Regions from separate parts of the Homo sapiens genome. Here all the other regions are linked to region 6. Evidence: chromatin contacts called from ENCODE Hi-C or POLR2A ChIA-PET data. All regions are on one chromosome and are shown on one strand. Each heading gives the region's core, a stretch centred on a gene start or an enhancer-like site at or near the end of the contact. The rest is flanking DNA. Distances are from core to core; before and after follow the strand shown. Region 1 has its middle 180 kb from the start of ZNF608. Region 2 has its middle 400 kb from the start of LINC01170. Region 3 has its middle 380 kb from the start of LINC01170. Region 4 has its middle 160 kb from the start of ZNF608. Region 5 overlaps ZNF608 (zinc finger protein 608). Region 6 holds the start of LINC01170 (long intergenic non-protein coding RNA 1170).

Evidence for each region. Hi-C counts contacts between places; a loop is a spot of excess contacts on that map. ChIA-PET counts read pairs that join two places held with the same protein, here RNA polymerase II (POLR2A). Pooled maps may share reads with other maps.
Region 1: a map with no recorded cell type shows a loop between it and region 6 (2.4-fold over the local background). The contact joins the enhancer-like site here to the promoter of LINC01170 in region 6. A Hi-C loop is called at or near these places in 1 of 168 maps with a recorded cell type or tissue (GM12878), 18 of 37 single-sample maps with no recorded cell type and 7 of 50 pooled maps. POLR2A ChIA-PET finds 5 or more read pairs at or near these places in 1 of 52 experiments (activated B cell).
Region 2: a pooled map shows a loop between it and region 6 (3-fold over the local background). The contact joins the enhancer-like site here to the promoter of LINC01170 in region 6. A Hi-C loop is called at or near these places in 1 of 168 maps with a recorded cell type or tissue (OCI-LY7), 10 of 37 single-sample maps with no recorded cell type and 5 of 50 pooled maps. POLR2A ChIA-PET finds 5 or more read pairs at or near these places in 1 of 52 experiments (Panc1).
Region 3: a map with no recorded cell type shows a loop between it and region 6 (2.6-fold over the local background). The contact joins the enhancer-like site here to the promoter of LINC01170 in region 6. A Hi-C loop is called at or near these places in 20 of 37 single-sample maps with no recorded cell type and 5 of 50 pooled maps. POLR2A ChIA-PET finds 5 or more read pairs at or near these places in 1 of 52 experiments (Panc1).
Region 4: a map with no recorded cell type shows a loop between it and region 6 (3-fold over the local background). The contact joins the enhancer-like site here to the promoter of LINC01170 in region 6. A Hi-C loop is called at or near these places in 1 of 168 maps with a recorded cell type or tissue (GM12878), 9 of 37 single-sample maps with no recorded cell type and 4 of 50 pooled maps.
Region 5: a loop to region 6 is called in a map with no recorded cell type, with 2.1 times the contacts of the local background. The contact joins the enhancer-like site here to the promoter of LINC01170 in region 6. A Hi-C loop is called at or near these places in 21 of 37 single-sample maps with no recorded cell type and 6 of 50 pooled maps. POLR2A ChIA-PET finds 5 or more read pairs at or near these places in 1 of 52 experiments (OCI-LY7).

The regions. Positions count from the first base shown.
Region 1 is chr5:124,921,819-124,925,169 of GRCh38, forward strand. No RefSeq gene overlaps it. Among named protein-coding and RNA genes, the nearest start is that of ZNF608, 180 kb to the left of the region's middle. RefSeq lists an enhancer at 1,363-1,472. Within about 2 kb of position 1,558, at least 4 of the 41 ENCODE cell types and tissues checked have a DNase peak (open chromatin) inside an H3K27ac peak, as active enhancers do.
Region 2 is chr5:124,033,556-124,037,006 of GRCh38, forward strand. No RefSeq gene overlaps it. Among named protein-coding and RNA genes, the nearest start is that of LINC01170, 400 kb to the right of the region's middle. RefSeq lists an enhancer at 1,734-1,783. Within about 2 kb of position 1,541, at least 2 of the 41 ENCODE cell types and tissues checked have a DNase peak (open chromatin) inside an H3K27ac peak, as active enhancers do; they include OCI-LY7, where a contact is called at or near this core.
Region 3 is chr5:124,056,118-124,059,255 of GRCh38, forward strand. No RefSeq gene overlaps it. Among named protein-coding and RNA genes, the nearest start is that of LINC01170, 380 kb to the right of the region's middle. RefSeq lists an enhancer at 595-784. Within about 2 kb of position 1,279, at least 10 of the 41 ENCODE cell types and tissues checked have a DNase peak (open chromatin) inside an H3K27ac peak, as active enhancers do.
Region 4 is chr5:124,900,810-124,903,983 of GRCh38, forward strand. No RefSeq gene overlaps it. Among named protein-coding and RNA genes, the nearest start is that of ZNF608, 160 kb to the left of the region's middle. Within about 2 kb of position 1,627, at least 9 of the 41 ENCODE cell types and tissues checked have a DNase peak (open chromatin) inside an H3K27ac peak, as active enhancers do; they include GM12878, where a contact is called at or near this core.
Region 5 is chr5:124,704,410-124,707,508 of GRCh38, forward strand. All of the region lies in intron 2 of ZNF608 (zinc finger protein 608), which reads right to left. Among named protein-coding and RNA genes, the nearest start is that of ZNF608, 41 kb to the right of the region's middle. Within about 2 kb of position 1,827, at least 9 of the 41 ENCODE cell types and tissues checked have a DNase peak (open chromatin) inside an H3K27ac peak, as active enhancers do; they include OCI-LY7, where a contact is called at or near this core.
Region 6 is chr5:124,436,730-124,440,261 of GRCh38, forward strand. It overlaps LINC01170 (long intergenic non-protein coding RNA 1170), which reads right to left and starts at 1,791. Exons shown (of 6, transcript NR_125774.1): 1 at 1,666-1,791; 2 at 968-1,147.

The DNA.
Region 1 (3,351 bases), core at 308-2,807, 480 kb after region 6:
TGTAAGTGACTGATTCTGTATCTTCAAGTTACATTCATACATCCTGTGACTGGATATTGACGAATTCAGTAGGTGCCACAGGCATATCTTGCTTGTCTGAAAGGAAAGTTAATTTTATACTAAGATGCCACCATTAAAATAGATAATGAAAGCATTGTTAGGATTTACCAGATTAGCTAAAGCAACAAAACATCAGATTGTAACTAGATGACCTCGGGGAAAAACACAGGATGTATATTTCCACAAAACATCCCGCATCATTTGACATATTCAAAGTAAAGGTAAGCCATGTATTTTGGCCTTTATGTTGTTCACAGAAGAGTTCTTTGCACACTGGATATACATTGGAATTCATCTTCCTTTTCTTCTTAGTATGTTAGAATATCTATGTCTTCAAAAGGGTCAGCCTCAAATGAGTGAGCCAAAGGCACTTACATGCAGACCAGTACTTATTAGAAAGAACTGAGAAATGAAACATAAACTGATAAGTGAGTGCAAGTCATTCATCTTTTTAAAGCCCATAAAAAGAGAATTGTAAATTAAAATGTCTACAATAGGTTCAACACCTCTCTCTCAGCCCCTCCCTTTCCTTTGTCATGCTACAGCATTCAAGTGTGGGAATGTTTCTCTGAAACGTGTAAATCACACATTTAGTCATGCCATACCCAGGAGCACCGTACCGGGAGGAACGGGGAGGAAGGCCAAGGAAATTAAATATGAGTCCAGCAGTTTGTTAATGAAACATTTACACAAGCAGTTTATATGGTTGTAATAAAAAAGGGGGGCCTCTTTCATCGCACCTTTTCATTACTTAGCACAGTCTTTAAGAGGATTAATGTGGAAGGGGGGAAAAGAATGTGCTTATCAGTTGAGTCTCAGGATTGGTAATGCTGAGTTCTTAATAGATTGCCTCTGGATTTAGGATTACTGTGGTGCAAATTCTTCCAGGCTTTCAATAGAATAGAAAGCAGTTTGTTTTCCCCCCTTCAACGAGAAGGGCTATTGACTTGGTGATGAAATGACCTAGGACTCAGAGTTTATTCAAACCACTGCCTCCTGTTTCTGTCACTTCAGGGAGATTTATTTATTTGTTTGGGCTACTGGTAGCCAATGCATCAAAATATGCACTAATTCCACCACTACTGTGATTAAGAAGCAGCTAACAATGCAAGTTTAACAGCAACCAGCTGACTTTTATGATGCTTGTATTAAGGATCTAGTTTTCAAAAGGAAACAGCAGAGAAGACAAATCTATTTTTTGGACACTGTCAATTCCCTGCACCTCATTTTCTGACAGGTTTCCTAACAGCTCAGATAAACTACATATTTTGGAGGACAACTGAAGTGAATAAGTGGCCCTTTTAGTTTTCTGGGGAGTTAGAGGCAGCTTTTGTTGGCAATCTTGTGAAAGAGTACAGTACTGATGGATCATGCTGCTTGAGGTCCCGTGACTTCACACTATTTTTAGCACAAGGAAGATGTTAGTTGTAACAGTGTACAATGGGCTAATCAGCCATAATAGAACTCACACTGTTTTTCACTTCACATTGCACTTATTATGTGCCTTGAATGTAAACAGCTCTTTGCTTCTGACAAAGATGGCAGTTTGCCATGGTGGGATTCAGCCTTCTCTAAAGCTCAGCAAACATTGAATAGAGCAAGCCAGAAGACTGAAAAAGCAATTGTTTGAATTTATGTCACTTGCAACCTTAGACAAAATTATTTTTGTTACTTCCATCCTTTCCTTCCTACCTCCCTCAAATTAGCAAGCATTCACATATGTCAGTTATCAGCATATGAAAAATTATTTCCATTATTTCTCCACCCACATTTAGAGAATCAATAAATCATGTTTTATATAAAGTCTTGAATAATGACATCCCTGTGCATTTTATACCCATTGTGAAATATTTGGAACTTAACATAATAATATGAAGCTTGATCATATAAATAGATTGAAGTTGCTTTAAAGCATGATAAAAGATACTCTTTAAAATTACACCCAACACCCAAAAGAAGTTTATTGTTTTGCACCATCTGTATGTACCATTAGCAGATTCAATAGTTTGCTCTCAAAACAGATTTAGAGCAATTTACTATAAAGCAAATTGTTGTTGGCTAGGCTTCCTGCATTGTTATCCTATGATTTTTCCAGGCACAGGGGCATATTCAAAAGTTTTTTGAAATTTTATCACAGTAATACATGCACATGATAAAAACCATCAAGTAGTATAAGAAAGTACTTTATAAAGAAAAGTACCCTCCTCCACACTCAGGCCTATTACTAGCAGCAAAGACCTTTTTATTTTTTAGTTCTTCTTCTGGAGATTACTTCCTAACCCTAAATAAAAGGCTTATAATAGTATTTCTAAAGAATTTTTTTAAATTATTATTATTTTTTTTAGAGTTGGGGTCTTGCTCACTGCAGCCTCGAACTCCAGGGCTCAAGTGATTCTCCTGTCTCAGCCCCTCAGCCTCCTGAGTAGCTATGACTATAGGCATGTGCCACTGTGCCCAGCTAATTTTTATTTTTACTTTTGTAGAGTCAGGATCTTGCATTGTTGCCTAGGCTGGCCTTAAACCCCTAGCTTCAAACAATACTCTCACCTTGACCTCGCGAAGTGCTGATATTACAGGTGTGAGCCACTGCACCTGGCCTTATAATAGTATTTATTGATTGATTCATTCATTGATTCAGCAGATATTCACTGAGTGACTACTGTTTGCCACATACTGTTCTAAAACTGAGATACAACAGTGAACGAAACAGACAAAAGTCCCTGCCCCCTTGAAGCTGAACATTCCACTGGAGTGGAAATGAGGAGAGGCAGATAATAAATATCAATGAATAATTTATATCACATATCAAAAAGTGAAAAGGGGTATAGAATAAAAGAAATGAGAAAGGTGGGCAAGAGGGGTACTGAAGGTGGAAGGTGGTGTGAAGTTCGAAACACAGAGGTTAGGGATGGCCTAACTAAGAGTGTGATATTTCAGCAAAGACATGAAAGAAGTAATAGAGTAACCCATGAAAACATCTCAAAGGAGAGAGGCCAGAGTGGAAGGAACAGCCAGTGCAAAGGCCCTGAGGCAGGAGCATGGCTGGTTGGCTTAAGGAACAGTGAGGAGGTCAACTTGGCTGATGTGGAATGAGCAAAGGAAAGTGCAGTAGGAGATGGGGCTTGTGAAATGATGGGAGGAGGAGGTCCATGGGAGTGTAGGAAGGATTTGAACAGAGAATTAATTCAGTCCTGTTTAAGTTTTTACTTTCTTGAGGAAAGGATGTGTGAATGGAAGAAGGAAGTTATTTTGGAGTCTCTGCGGTGATCCAAGTGAGACAAGGAAACTCCC
Region 2 (3,451 bases), core at 291-2,790, 400 kb before region 6:
CATGTAAGCCCCTAATGGTTATATTAAAACCACTTATACCCAGAGTGCAGAGAGAGCTTCTGTGTTCCTGAGCAAATACTGAATACATGCAGTTTGCATATGATAGTTATTTTATTATTTATTTTATTATATCCTCTCTTAGCCTTTTAAAAGATGAGAAAAAAAAGGCATACAGAATTAGCTGCTCCACATCACAATAAATAATCAGGGATTGATCCCTCAAGCCTATGCTGATCCTGATTAAATAGGAGTGTGTTGGGAAGAATGCTGAAGCTGTATGGGCACAGTGAGAACCAAGGTCATAATCTCCTGGCAATATTACTGACAATGCGTGGGTACAGGGCAGGGAGTGGTCATAAATGTATTTGTCAGTTGCATACTAAAATATCAAGGGAATAATAAAATGACAGCCCTGTTTTGGCCCTCTGTGACCCAGGTCTGTACACTAGAAAGTTACACTTGCATTGGGCAATTGTTTGGCCCTCTGCACAAATCAGGATCAAAACATAGTCTCTCATATGTTAAACATTATAAATTAACTACATCATGTTTCTTCTTTCACATTTTTAGACGTCTCCTAATCATTTTACTGCCCATTTAATACCTATAAACAGTAATCTTTCTAAAGGTTTTTATATTAACATATTCCTTTCTGGGCTTACTCAGACAAAACACCGGCTTTACTAAAAGCCCTTGGTCACTCAGTAAAATGTTATCATTCATCCCATGGTGCTGTGTAACCTTGCAGAGAAGCCTGCCTCATACATAAGATCAATAATAATTGTGATGTACCCTGTATGGGCAAGATTTGGTACTTCCTTTATGAAAGACTGAAAGACAGAAAAAAGAATAGTGTTACTGTTACTGGGCACATTTATTCTCGTTTTACAAGCACTATGCAATTTAATTTGGATTCAACTTCCCTATTCTATAATCTGCACTTCTTTCCGAATGCCAATAGGAAGGAAATGGCAAATCAGAAGAGTCTAGTAAGTGCGCATTTTAAACATAAGGCAGGAATTTTAGATCTACCATGTGTCAGATCTTTGTTCTTGGTTCATCAGGCCACAATTCATGCCAAATCATTTATCTTATTTTTATTTCAAGACTACAATTGATACACTATGAAGTGTAGCAGTTAGAGAAAATGATTAATAGGTCTCTTTAGCTGTTGATAAATGGTTGAGAACATAAAAATGGAACAAAAGAAACAACAACTATAGATTATAGAAATAGTGATCCTGATGTAGAATTGAAGTCTTTCATCTATTTCTGGGAAAGAGGGCAATAATCTAATGAGAATATTTCTCTATTTTCCCACTCTGAACTCCTTATTTACAAGTAGACATATTCTTAATTTGCTTTTTGATAATGTAAATCAGTACTATATTTTAGACTATGTTTTAGAAACTTTAAAAACTTCTTTCTATACGTGTCTAATTTGAGGCTGCCGGGTGATTTGGTTCAGCTAGGATGTGAGTTTTACTCAGTTCTCATTTCAAAAGCAGAACGTTCGGGCCACTATTTGTCAGGTGATTATGCTCTGCTTATGTTCATTCAGGTGGTCACTGAATTGCCTGCAATCTGCACCATTAATCAAGTTGCCTACTTGGTTGTTAAGGGAACTGAAAACCCCCGCTCAGCTATTTTTTCCAATCTGGTGTTTTTCATGGTTTCACCACTTTATCATGTTAGTTACTGAATTTCCCTATTTTGCATTCACTTGTTCACTCACATTAGAAAAATACATCAGTGTATGTATTTTAGTCTGCATAGAAATCTGGCAATGCCTTTTAAGTCGACCCTGATAAAAAGAATACTAAGAAAATTTTCATAGCAAGAGATGTAGCTGGTCTCCAAAAGATAGATTTAATTTACTAGCATGGGAAATAATAACAGAATCATTTTCTATTTACCAATCAAAACTATGTCCATGTATTTCCACTGTCATTATCTACTTTATATTTAGTGGAAATACTTAAGCAAATATTAATAATCAGTATAATATTCCTGAGGACTCTGACTCTGTCTTTAGAGATGAAATTAAGGAGAGAGCTGAGCAATTACCAAATGGGTTTTATCCACAAAGACAAGTCCTAGAAAAGCCTTGCTAAAGCGATGCCTTGCCCTCAATTTAAAAAATCTTTTCTGTAATCCATTTCACCCTGTTTTAAAAAATATTAATTAACTAATCCAACAAATATTTAATGGGCACTGATTTTGCTATAGGCTTTGGGGTATTTAAAAGATGAGAATACCCTCAGGAAGTTCTAGAAATGGGGAGTCCCCATAAGTTCGATCTCATACCCTCTCTTTAACCCCTGTCCACTTAATAAGTTTCAATATGGTGCCCCAGTATATCAGATGAAAAGAATTATAGCATTGAAAGTGTAATAACTATGTGAAAAATGGATGAAATAAGCTATATTAATTATGAAACACATTCATGATGTCTTCAACTAAGTCTAAAAAATGTGTACATTTTTCAAGATAGAAAAATAAATTCACAGTTTATGACTACAAGCTTTAGGAGAGATGGGTCACTATGCCATCCAATATGTATGTATTGTATCACATCCTAAGCTGTTTCTCCCTGTATATTCTAGTGAAGCAGAGAAGCTAAACAGCCATGACAAGTACAAGGACAGGTTATCACATGTGCACATAGGAAGGGCAACTAGCCAGCAACACGTCTATCAGAGATTCTTTATTTCAGCAGGAATGTCCTCTGAATTATCACCTGTTTTTCCTAATAAAGAGACTAGGTCCCTAGAAGGTGACAGTGGCAAGAGATAAACTGTAGGTGTTCATTTACTGAATGTTTTCTCATTATACGTTTGTTTATTGGACATACATTCAGTAATCTCTCAGGTGCCAGGTTTTGCATCAGCATCTGTGATGTTACTATGTCTTCTAGAAAGAAAATAAAAATCCCAGAAAGAGCTTCAGATTCATTATCTTGTCCTCTACCCAGTGAGCTATCCAAAGTTTTGTAACTTTTGTTTAAAAAAGCCTTATGTCTGCTGGGAGTGAGTTTTCCAAATTTTCTGTGGGGAAAACCTTCCCATTATGAAAATTATTCTTCAAAGAAATTAAACTAGTTCTTTCTGTCTTGCAAGCCATTGTTAAAGAAATAAAGAAAACTCTAAGCCTAAGGCAAGCCCTAGATAACACCTAAAAATAGAGATTTTTTTGGCAAAAATAGAGATGTTTTTGGCATATTTAGAAGAAATTACAGAGAATATACTTCTTTGATCACCTTTCTTTGTTTCTACAGTGTTGGAAACTTGTAGAAACAAAAACCTACTTGAAAAACAAAACCTGTAAATGAGTTATTTCACTTAAAGGAAATGCAATTTTACCTAAAAGGAGTCTTTTTTTTTCCTTTCAGTGTAAGGCAAGAGTAATTTAATTTAGGAGGCTGTTAACCTCCAATGTAACAGATACATAA
Region 3 (3,138 bases), core at 29-2,528, 380 kb before region 6:
CCCTAACAGAGGCAGCTGGAATTTACAAACCCACTGTGAAATGTGATGGGCTCAGTGTGTTTCTTCTCCAGCAGTGTCTTACTTCTCTTAGTGAAATTTCTGTCCCAATCTTGTGAATAGAAAAGCGAGGCTGGGGGTTTGGGGATGGAGTGGGAGGAAGGAAAATCTACATCATAGAGAAGGTTTACATATAGAAAAACACAGCATAGTGGGGTAGATCTCAAAGTCTATTGCAGTTTTCTGAAGGGCAGAAGGTGGGTTTTTTGTTGTTGTCTATCATTTTCCTTAGAATTACCAAGGGTAAATTAAGTGCTGCTCTAGAAGCCCTGTCATGGCCAACAACTCGGCAATGGACTGTTGAGGTCTTGAGGTTTCTGCAGAGGTATTTTCAGTTGGTGGGGCTCCAGCACTTTCTTGTTCCGCAGTTCTAAGCCTATTTGCATGAAGCATTCTTCAGGTTAACTGCTCAACTCTCACCTTCATGAATCTGGCATATGAGCAATTATCTCTCTCCAAGGACCGGCATTTGTTGGTCTGATTTTCTCGTTCATAGAGTGATGAGATTTCTGCTTGACGTCCTAGTGCCCCTGAGCCTGGCAGGACATGAGTGGTACTCCTGGGCAACCACAGCACTGTTCCAGATAAGAGCAGTTCTCACTCTGAGGACCCTCAAGTCTTCCATGAACTCAGGTCCTTAAAGACACAAGAACAAATACCTAAACGGGAACTGCGCCGAGACGTGTGTATGTGTGTACATGTGGGTACCTTATGTGGAAGCACACACATGTACATGTGCGCAGGAGCTGAAGGGAGCATGATAATTCCCTACGATGCCATGAATAAGAGAACAGCTGTTTATCTCAGATATTAAAAGAATGTCAATTGGGTTGAGTTTTCTTTTGGCACAAGAATAAGGAATGCTTAAGTTTCCCACTTGCATTTAATTTATTTTTAGGTTTATTCACCACCATTTGTCAGGTTTCTTGAGCGTGACCTGAAACTGACCTTTAGATAAACGTGAAGGCAAACAGAGCCCTGAAACTCTATCTGTATGTTCTTTTGTCTTGGGAACTGTAAATCGGGGCATTAGGTGAATAACACAGCTTGGCTTTGTGTCATGAAAAGTAATTCGGGCTGTGGTAAGGGCAGGATTTATGAAGCTGTCTGGCTAGACTTGGGCAAAATGCCAGCTTACACCTGCCTTGCAGATATGGATGTGTGCAGTTGTCACCTTGCTGAAGCAGCCAAATTCCTTTCACTGGATAGAGGCATTGCTCTGCCACCAAAGCTGGGAGCGGGTAGGGAGGCACTGGTGGGGGCACCTGCTGTGGAGGAGCGAAACAGTCTTTAGGAAACAGACAGCATAGACTTCCCTTTTTGAACTTCCCTTTTCTAACTCCCAGGCAAAACTCTCTTTAAAAAAAAATGTAATTACTATTTCCAAAACATTGTAAGTAATCTTGTGGGGTTGGCAAGAAAATGAAAGTAAATCAATTTGCAAAGCTTTACAGCTTTTTTTTTTTTTTTTTAATGAGAGATTGTGTCATAGCTAAGGTGGCTATATAATTTATCATCCAAACAGGGACACTTTTCAAAGTGAAAAAGGGAGGGCTGTAATTAATTCAGCCAGGACAACAGGCATAAATTGGGGCTGTCTGAGGCAAACCAGGATGGACGAGGACCCTAGTCATGAAAATTTACACTGCCACACAATGAACCCACCAAAGGACTGTTGTGTTACAAGGATGCTTCTCTAAGAAGTGACAGAAATTACACTGTCTCGTTGATGGTGCTGGACTCCCTCCACAAAGCAGATGGCCAAATTGTCATGATGCCAAATCACACTGCAGAATTTCTGTAGTAAAATCGTCATGCGCCCTTTTTCTCAGTGCCTTCCCCATCTCAGAAAAGTGCAAAAGCTCAGCAAATCCTTGCTTTTCCTGAGAATGGCCATCAGATAATATACAAAGCCTGGTCAGCATCTGATTAATTAGGATAAAGGCACAAGGGAGAATGTACAGTGTATGGGGAATAGCACTGATCTTTTTTATCTCAATGCTAATGAACTTTGACATGAACTTCCCCTTCTCCAGCAAAGTCATTTCTTAGAGTTTTCAGCTTTCTCCCCACTTTCTCATACTTTATAGCTTCACTGGTGTATTCATTTCATATGGATGCCATAACAAATAATAAAAAAATTTGGTGTCTAAAAACGAGAAATTATTTTCTCATAACACTGGGAGCCAGAAGTCTGAAATCAAGACGTCAGCAGGACTATGCTCCCTCCAAAGACTTTAGGGGAGAATTCTTCCTTACCTCTCCCAATTTGTGGTGGCTCCTGGTGTTCTTTGGCTTGTGGCAACATAACTGCAAACTCTGCCCCTCTTTCCACATGGCCTTCTTCTTGGGTCTCTGTGTCCTTTCCTCTTTTATAAGGATACCTGTCATTGAACTTTGTGCCCACCTTATATCTGGGATAATTTCGTCTTGAGATTTTTAAATAACTACATCTGCAAAGATCTTATTTCCAAATAACATTCTGAGATTCTGGTTTGACACAGATTTGGGGGGGAACATTGTTCAACTCACTACAATTAGTAAATGACAAACAAATAAATTTCTAAAAAGTAGTCCTTAAACTCCTGGCGACCCCTAGCCCCCATCCAGGTAATTGACTGCATGTGTTGTGAAACCCAGTGCCTCTACATTGCTTCTCTTGCTGTGCGGTTCACATGACAGTCCAGAGGAGGAGGCTACCCACAGAGAATGTATAACTTGAACTCAGCCTTAATAGAAGCTTAATAGAAGTTTGGATAAATTGTGAGAAGGGAGAGGGCATTTGAGTTGAAATTTTAAATCTCTCTTTTAAGCGTCAGCCATAGTGATAACCAAAATGTCTCTTCCTTCTGTAAGAGCCTAAAATTCAACTCAAGCAGGCTTATGCAAAAATGGGCTAATGTATCAGCGATAGTAACGGAAAAGTCCAAGTCTAGGCCCAAGAATCACTGGATGTTGCTCCTGTAAGAGTGCTTTCAGAAATACACTAGTCTCTTCTTGACTTGGGCTTCCTCTGTTTTGACATAATTCCTTGAGAAATGGTCCCAAGCAGCTCCATACTAACAGGCTCTCACATTAGTA
Region 4 (3,174 bases), core at 377-2,876, 460 kb after region 6:
AAGAATACTTCACTCTTAACAGAGTTTTAAGTGCACAATATATTGTTAACTATGGGCATAATGTGCAACAGATCTCTAGAATTCATTCATTTTGTACAACTGAAACTTTATGCCCACTGAAAAGCTGCTTCCCATTTCCCCATCCCCTCCAGGGACATAACTTTTGGAGGGCACCTTTCAACCCACTACAGTACAGTTTAATCAATTTGTGTTGTTTGTCGTGGAATAATGATGATGGATTTTATTTGATTGTTGATACTCTTAAAATGAATGGCTTGGTTAGGACTGTGGTCATTGGCTGGGCAAATTTTGCTCTTTTTGGCATTAACTTACTTTCATGGAATCTATACCTTGGTTGTATTAATTGACTATCCCATGAGATGAGTACTTTGAGTAGATAGGCAAGTTCTCTAGGAAAAATATTACTCATACAGCCTAAGAATGTTAATTTTGGCTCTCCCTCACTGGCAAGGTAACAAGTCAACATCTTTACAGTAACCAGAGTGTGGGACCATTTATAAAGTACACAGATTCTCATAGTGGGAAGGTGAAATTACTTGTAGAGAAAAATACAAAAACATAATTTTTTCCACACACTCATTTGCATTTATAGCAAGGGAAGATTTTCCCCCATCCCTTACCCCCACCACACCACATCAACACACATACACAGACACACATACTTTGACTAAATATCCAAAGTGATTTTTAGCAACTTACAATGTATAGATTTAGTAAACAACAATTACAAACAATGAATTTATTTCCTTCATTTCTTTTTAGTACATTCCAGACTTTGTTTTTAATCTTTAATTATTGCTCCCTTAAGAAAAGTGATCCCACATTTCATTTACATATTGTGCCATTTCTCAGTAAATATAAGGGAATCTTGCCGTACAAGTCTATTGCTTTTCTTTTCATTGGTCTTTCTTAAACCAAGCAACATGAATTCTAATTATTTTATCCACTAAGAAATGAGAAATTTAAATCAATGCCTTTAAACATAGGACTACATGAGGCTTTTAGATCATTAGACGAAACTAAATGCAATACTTAAATAACTGAGTTTACAGATACTGCCAGAATTTTACTGCTACCATTTCTATTCGCTTTTGCTGTTTTTAAAAATAATAATACCAGGGTGTTTGGTGAAGTATAGATGACCCTTAGTGTACCTGAGTCAGTGTCAAATATCCAGTTTTCTCTGGAGCTTCTTGTGTGGTCACCTATAATTGCTATTCAAAGACCCACAGGACAAGCTTCCATGTCCAAAATGTACTCATTCTACAATTTGACCCTTCAAGGTGCTATAAAAACATAAATATATTTCTTTAGAGAAACTCTCTGCTGCAGCATGGTCCTTTGAAACCGTCCAATTTGCTCTGTGATTCCTGCTGAGATATGCATTACATCATGGTCTATTTTTAGCTTGTTACATTAATCAAAACCTATCCCACTTATTAAACAGCTTCCTGCAGCTCAGGCATTTGAAATGCAGAGTGCCAGCAAGCAGCTGCCAAACACCATGAAGGAAAGAGGTGGGCTAGGTTGGAGTAATGTACAAATTGAATTTCAAGTGACTGAGCAGCCTCTTTATCTCTTGGTGACACAACCAGGGGCTGTAGCGGTGTTCTTAAAGGAAATGAAACCCAGAGCCATGGTTCACTCATGGGGTGGTTACCATGGCCCTGCCCAGCAGTCTTTCCGGAACTGCTGATGAGTGTGACCTTTGCAAAAATGCACAAAGCCTTGATTTCTGCATGGTTAACCTTTACAAGCCAGAACCCCTCTGTGAAACCTACCCACACCAGAGGGAAGCTTCAGAATCAAAACAGACACATACACATTTTATGAAAGAGCAACTACAAATACACACATGCACACACATATTCTCAGAGGATGAAGACATTGAACGCATTTTCAATTATTCTCTCAACTGTGTTTTTTCAAGCATTTACATTTGTCTTCCTCTGGAGCAAGAAAGTGCCAGTACTCGGTGCAGTGTCAACCCTGTACTTAAACTCATTTGCTGCACTTCAGAATGGCCTTGATCGGAATTGGTAGTGGGAATGGAAATTACATATTTTCAGGATTTGCTAAGAGTCACCTAGACCATTTGCTCACAGTTAAATAATGACCCAGTGTGCATGGTGAGAAGGAGTGGATATTAAATTAATAGCCTCGATTTCCACCACTGATCAAACCAGGAAAACCATTTTGATTTGATAGTGTATCTCAAACGTGTTCTTTATTCCAAATGTATTGAATGTTCACTGTAAGGGTAGGAAGCTCAGAGCATTATGAAGGTGACTATAGCAATATTCTTTACCTGTTATAATGACAAATTAAACTTTTTTCCCATGGCTTCTTCCTGTTTTTAATAGCATTTTGTTTTCAAGCAAATCTAATTTTTCTCATTATTAATATATTGATTCACATAGCATTCATTATTTAAAAAGCTATTTACACAAGCTAACCTAGTCCTTTTTTAATATCTAGTTCTAGTAATATAGTAGTATATCTTTTATATACTACTCTCATATGATTTGCCTAGCAAGGCTGTGATGTAATTAGAACAGGTTGTTATTATTATTGATGAAAATACTAAAGTCCTAAGAGATTAAAGAGCATGTCAAAGGTCAACACAGCAAATCACTAGTAACCCTGGAAGGCTAACCTCTCTTTTCTGTAATTTCTCTGAATAATGAGGGATATGGCAATAGGGATATGGGGAAACCAGTGATTTCAAAAGACACTTTGATTCACCTTTATAGAGTCTCAATCTACAACTTTCTGTTTACCATACTCGCTTAAAAATCCTTGTCAAAGTGCAGGAAACCCCTGATCTGCAAATACCCAGCTTAGAAATGATCCAGCCATCCAGACATCAGCCTCCTTGCTGTCTTTTTACTGTCAACTGATCAACTGTGGGGAAATGATGTGGGCGGGAGGTGGCGGACAAACTTCAAGAGACACAGTTTAGAAGCCAGTGGAGAAAAAAGTGGGAGAGAGGGTTCACCACAGAAGAATAAAGAAAGAGCAGATAATCTCTAAATACATTCACTTTTTGATTCATTTAGTCATCCACGTGGGGTTAGGCTGTAAAGTTGCCACAAGACAGTGAAATTCACAAACCCCTTTTTAGTTCTGGTGCTTGAGGCACTGTGCTAAGTG
Region 5 (3,099 bases), core at 577-3,076, 270 kb after region 6:
CACTGTGAGATGTCGGGATTGGGGAGGAGGTGGAGCACAAAGTCTCCCCGTGTGGTCTACCATAGGCCCCTCTTCCTTAGAGGTCGCCAGCAAGAACAGGATTTGCAGGTGGGGATTACAGCCACTCCCAGAGGTGTTTTTATTTGGCAGGTATGTTACTTTTTAAAACATTCCAGTTTTTTTTAGCAACACTTTAATAAATTAGGAAAGAATTTAAATTTCTCCTATTTCGTAAAATAATTATTGGATTATGTGCTCTCCTGGGCCCACATTCCTCATGGCATCAACTGACAGAACTGAGCTTCACTGCAGCCTTGCCACGTGACTTGCCCAACCAGAGAATGCTGGAGTTTGTGCTTCCACCCTCTGCCTGAAACAATCACAGAATGTCGCCTAGCCCAACCTACTCAGTCGAGAGAAAACTGTGGCCCATATTTGTACAAGTGTAATAAGCTGTCTCTAGTGGCAGCCTAGGTACACATAAAACGATGGCATCCCACAAGCAGAAAATTGACAGGAGTTCAACATACACTGGGAAACAGAAGAAGGGTGGAAGGGAAGTAATTCAAAGAGTGTGGCCAATTCTTTCTGCTAGGTAAGAATTTCCCCCCAAAAGGTTTCAGTTCTCTTGTGTATCTCAGTGTCAAACGTGAAGTCACATGTATCATATGTAAAGGAGGATTTTAAAGCATTTTCAGTAGTTATTTTTGCCTTATACAAAAGATCAACTCCACTGCACCCTGGTTTCTCAGGTCAGTGATCCATACACTGAACCATAATTTCTTCAGCCAATGAAGGTCATTAAGGCAGAGGGTGGCAACAGTTTCCACAAGGACTCCCTCCAGTGAGGAGGCAGCATACCAGGACTTGAACCTCTGGTTCTGTTAGCAGACAGAATTGGGTTCAAATGCTGACCCTGTCAGTACTTGCTGTGTGGAACCCTGAGCAAGTTACCGCGCTTCTCTTCTCTAAGACTCAGTGTCTAGTTCTAAGAAATGGGAGTAATAATAACAATTACCCCCACAAGCGTTGCAGTGAAGACTCAGTGAGATAATCCGTGCAAAGTGAATGCTCAGCATAGTGCTTAGGTCAGTAAACACTGGCTTAAAAGTCCCTGGTCTGATATTATAGTTCCCTAACCCTGCACCCAACCTTCCAAAGCTCCTTTTTATATCCTACTATATTTAACATAAATCTATAATCCCCTCCAAATGCATGGTTAAGTGCAATTAAAGTATGTTAAAAATACAAGAAAGGGGGCTTAACCTTGAGAAGCTCAGCCTGGGGAAATACTGCTTCTTTCATACACTGACATCTGGCAGCAGTCAACTGGCTTAACCCACCTCCATTTTACAATTTTATGGCAATGATGGGATCACCATGAAGGCCCTGATGAGTCCCGTACTACTACAGAATCTCCTCCTCCTAATCTCTAGTTGCAGCTTTTTCTCATGCACTGCTGCCCTAACAGTCAGCTCACCTCAACTCTTATCACACATCCACCCAATAATTACTACACACCTGCCATTTGCCAGGCACCGTGCAACCTGCTAGAACAAGAGTGGCCCAAACAGACCAGGTCCCTGCCCTTCTGGACTGACTGTGTAGTGGGCAAGACTGTGACACTGGTCAGATAATCATACAAATATAGCAAAATTACAAGGATAATTGTAGAACTACAACCAAAGGAACTTTCATGGTGGCCTGAGAGCAAAAAGTAGCGTGTTAATGGAAGACAGGGTGGGGCAGGGATCTGTCTTCACTGGGGGTTGGAATCCAGCTCTACTGTTAGCTACAAAACCTTAAGCAAGTAGTTTGATCGCTCTGGGGAATCAGTGCCTTCATCTGTAAAACGGAAATAACATCTGGCTCATGTGACTACTACAGAAGATCATACAAATAACTTTAGCTCAGGGCCTGGTAGAAGGTAGCACTCAATAAACAGGGGCTATTGCTATTGTCAATATTAGTATCATTATTACAAATATATCTGAGACCTGAAATCGATAGGTGGTTTGGCCCTATGGGACCAAATGCTAGTATTTGCTACATTCAAAGGCAATTCACAAGAGGCAACAACAAATCCCTTTCTGAGGGGAGAAACACTAATATAGTTCTAATCAGATATTCCTCATTTAAAAATCAGTGGGGGATTATTAGTCTAATAATACTAACAACTGGAATAAAATATCAGAATAGAGAACTGGCCTGTTTTAGCAATGGTTTCTTTGTCAAAGCTCTTTTCTGTCATCTTGATAGGACACTGATGTAACCTATTAGAACCCAAAAAAAGAGGAAAGCAGGAAAGCAGCCATCTCCACTGGAAAAAAAAGACCCATAAGTCTAACAGCTGGTGGTGGCAGCCTGTCAAACCGAGGAAAGTTAATGTCAAGAACAGACGCGCGGCAGTCTCTCACTGTTATTTTTGCATGATTATTCCCAGGTGTTAGTGCATGCTGAGCAGTAGCCTGGCTATTTATCACGCGAGAGAGCCTAAGAGCATGGGAGGGGGAGCAGGGAGGCTGAAGGGAGGCAGGGAAGAAAAGGTTATTTACACAGAGAGCGGCACTTAGTGTGTGTAATCAGAGGGCTGGGTTGGGGGCGGGCAATCTGCAGGGAAACCCTGGCAATATTTTCTCCGTTCACCTTCTTTCAAGGGCTTCCTGAGTGCTGATGGGCAAGGAAGGATCCAAAGCTGGAGTGTTGGTGGGGACAGCTTTTCATCACTGGGGCATTTCACTGTGTTGGTCAGTGATGCTTTCAGTACCAGGAAACCGACAGCCAGTGAGGATAGGTGGCCAGGGTAGGGCTGGAGAGTGCTCCCTCGAGCACTCCTGCTCCACCCAGACCCAACAAAGAGACATTCAGGTGGCTCTGCTGCCAGGTAGAAGGAGAAGGCGAAACCCAGGACTGCCGAGAAGCAAGCCTCCAGAAGGCAGAGAGATTCCCTCCTTTACCTGGGATCAGGTCTAAACCCTGACAGGGAAGCTTGCCACAGCTTTCTCACGTCTATTGCCAAAAATATCCACACCGATCCTGCTATTAACCCCTCAATCCCGGGATCACCAACAACCAGAGGGGGAATGGTGTTTTACTTTG
Region 6 (3,532 bases), core at 541-3,040:
GGATGGGATGTCATTGTTACCCACGCTGGTCTCAAACTCCTGGTCTCAAGTGACCCTCCCACCTCAGCCTCCCAAAGTGCCGGGATTACAGGCATGAGCCACCACACTCAGCCAAACTTTAAGTTCTCAAATAAATAAGTTCAGGTTTAATGTCCAGCTTGGTGACCATAATTAGTAATAATGTATTGTGTACTTGAAATTTGCTAAGAGAGTAGATCTTAAGTGTTCTCACCAGGGAAACAGAGGTAACCACGTGAGGTGATGGATGTTAGCTTGATTGTGGTAATAATTTCACAGTATATATCAAAATATCATGTTGTAAAAAATATATACAATTTTTATGTGTTAATCATACCTCAATAAAGGGTGCGGGGGAGGATATTGCCTCCAAATCAGGGTCTATTCACACATTTCCCCTGAGGAGATTCCCTCCAGCCTGGCCAGCTCACTGTTCAGCCCCGGGTGCTGCCCCTGAGGATGCAGCTTCTGGGGATGGCTGAGGATGGCTGGCTACACTGGAGGCAGGAGGCTGATGGTTCAGTGATGTCTTTGATCCCTACATCTATATTACTGCATTGTTCCACTCACTGGAATAAGAACTTTGATTCCTATTTAAACCAGGGCTTTAGAGGATATTTAAAAGAAATAATGGGAATTCCCAACATGGAAACATTACTTTTTACTGAAAGCACAGTTCACAGACAGGGGGATAAAAGGAAGTTAGATCTGATTCCTGAGTGTCCTACCTATTTACATTTTGGAATCCAGTAATGTAAGTACATTTATGCTTGTGTTTAAAATATGAGCATAGAAACAACACCTAGAAAACACATGTATTTAAATCTAAGTTGAAGATAAGATGGAATTTATTGGAGGGCAACAGCAGTGACCAAAAAAAAAAAAGCAAGAGACCAATTCAACACATTAGACCTGGTCAAATAACTACCTCACGCGCAGCTACAATTACCTGAACGCCAACAACAAAATGCTGTGACGATTCAGTCTTCATCATAATTACTCATCTTCTATAGACGATACAGTCTTAAAGCATAGGAAAGAATGTATGTACAAAGAAGCACGGAAAATGACACGGTGTAGAAGATGATGACTACTCCAGTGAATGCCATAGGTGGAGCCAATTTTCTAACTGGAGTAAAATGAACTAAATTCAGAATCAAATTGAAATGTAGAGGAATATTTATTTTTCTCACCTTAATGCTTTCCTTTAAGCAGGTTTAGTTTTCATTCATTTCACTGATCTAAGGTTAATAAATTCATTATTTCAGCACCCTATGAAGAAGAAACACATCTTTTTTTTTAATTATTCTTCCTCAATAAAAGCATATCTGGAATCCTATTTTCTGAGTGAGCTGGCACACGGGGTGGGGGAGGGGAAAACTGGGAGTGTGTTGGGGAAAGCGAGGGCAGGAGGGATGACAAATCTGACCCTACCCGACAGTGCTGCCTGTCCTGTAGCATCCCAACCCTTACAGTGGTCACCCATGTGTAGTTAATCAGATTAAAAGCCTCTGAGAAACCCCTTTGAATCTCTGTCAAACAAAGACATGGAATAAACAAGAAAAAGCAGGAAGGTTATAATGCTGCACGTGGGTTAGTAATAGAAGCAAATGCAAACGCCCAGGTACCTCAGAGACTTACCCGTACCTGTCAGGGGTCTGAAAGATTTCCTGTGGCCCTGGCAGTCTGGATTTAAGGCAGGCTTAGGGGAATTAGTAAACAAAACACAGCTGAGGGTCTTTTGCCATAAACTGAACAACCAAGGAAATGAAAGTAAGGCCACGGCAAAGTTGTCTCAGCGGTGTCACTGGCTGCCATGGGGCAGCCCTGCGGTGGAAGGGCCTGACCGGCCCGGGCCAGGGTGACATCTCGGGATGTGATCTGAGCCGTCCTTGTGTGCAGATCCATGTGTTTGGAGAACAGGGTCTGTCTGTTATGTGAACACAGAGGGCATTGAGCCCAAAGCCTCATATACATTAAAAATATAATGAGAGAGATTTTTATCTTCCATGAATATTTAATTCTTCTGAAAGCCAACCATCTGCATATCACAATGCCCCGATGCATGTGTGTGATTTTCTCTGTTGTCTTTCAAAATAAAGCAGACCATTTCACTCTTCCTGTGATGCCTTGAAAGTTGCTTAAATGTGCATTGATCACTTTGATCTAATGAGTGTGTGTATTTTAAAACAAAGTCAGCACTGTTGCTCTAATCTATTTGTGTGAAGGAAACAGAACAATGGGGGGAAACCAGGTCGGGTTTCATCGTTTTCCTGGTGGCCTGTATCACAATTCACTGCCGTTTTGAATGCTGTTTAATTTTTGCTGATGTCTTTTTATCTTAGGCTTCATGTGAATTTAAAAAGAGTTTCATTGATATGCAACCTACTGTGTATTATGATATCCTGCCTGCCCTGTTGCACTGTGGAAGCCTGCAGCTGCCTGAAGCCTAATTATGCATGCATGCATGCCAAGCCCAGATGCTCGGCCAAGAGTGCCTCAACCGACTACAGTTTCTCACTTGTTTTTGTTTGAATTATAATTGGGCAGATCTATATTTCTCAACCCATCTTGTAGCTTCAGCATGCTCCTCTTTGCCTCTGTTGCTACCTCTGCTTGAGTCAGCTTCTTCATGAAGGAGTCCCTTGCCAATCTGAAGTGCCTCTGAGATCTGAGAAGGGTCATTCATGGGTTTGACAAATCCTTTTACCTACACCGCATTTTAAAAGGTACAAAAATGACCCTAGCCCCAATCAGATTTCCTCCAGATGGTTGGTAGCTTAAAAAAAAAAAAAAAAGAATAGTTAACTAGAAGCTGGCATCTGGGTAGAAACAAAGAAGGCTTAGAGCCAGGCATCTACAATGGAGAGGAATATCAGAACTAAAGCTTTACACCTGCTGAAGGAAGGTAATGGAGACTAGCAAAAACAGATTTGTTAAGCATGTGCATTCACTATTCAGAGAGCCTTTTGTGAACTGTTTTCCAGGCTACCTACGGGACCTCAGTCTTCAAGAATAACAAAGCCTCATCTGAGAGTGTGAAACTGGGTATGGCATCGCACTAAATGTGGTGTTACTCTGAGTCACCCTTCATCTGGAGATGTACACATAGAGTAACCCTCTCATATAGGATGGCAGCTGCTAGTTATAGTACTTATTTCTTTTTTTTACAACTTTAAAAAATTTCTTGAGATGTGATTTCACTATGCTGCCCAGGCTGGCCTCAAACTCCTGGCCTCGGGAGCTCCCAAGTAACTGGAACTACAGGCACACACCACCATGCCAGGCCATACGGTATTTATTTCTGAGGTACTATCAGAGACACTGTATTGTTTTTTAAATGGAGCATCAAATTAAGCACACAGATTAATTTCATTGAAAATCGTGGGATATTTTTTGATCCTGAAGCTTAAAAAAAAGTGGTGAAATTATATTGAAGCTTCAAGAGTAAGCAGGAATTTATAATAAGATAATTCTCCATGACAATCTTAAGACATAAAATCATTGGGTGAGC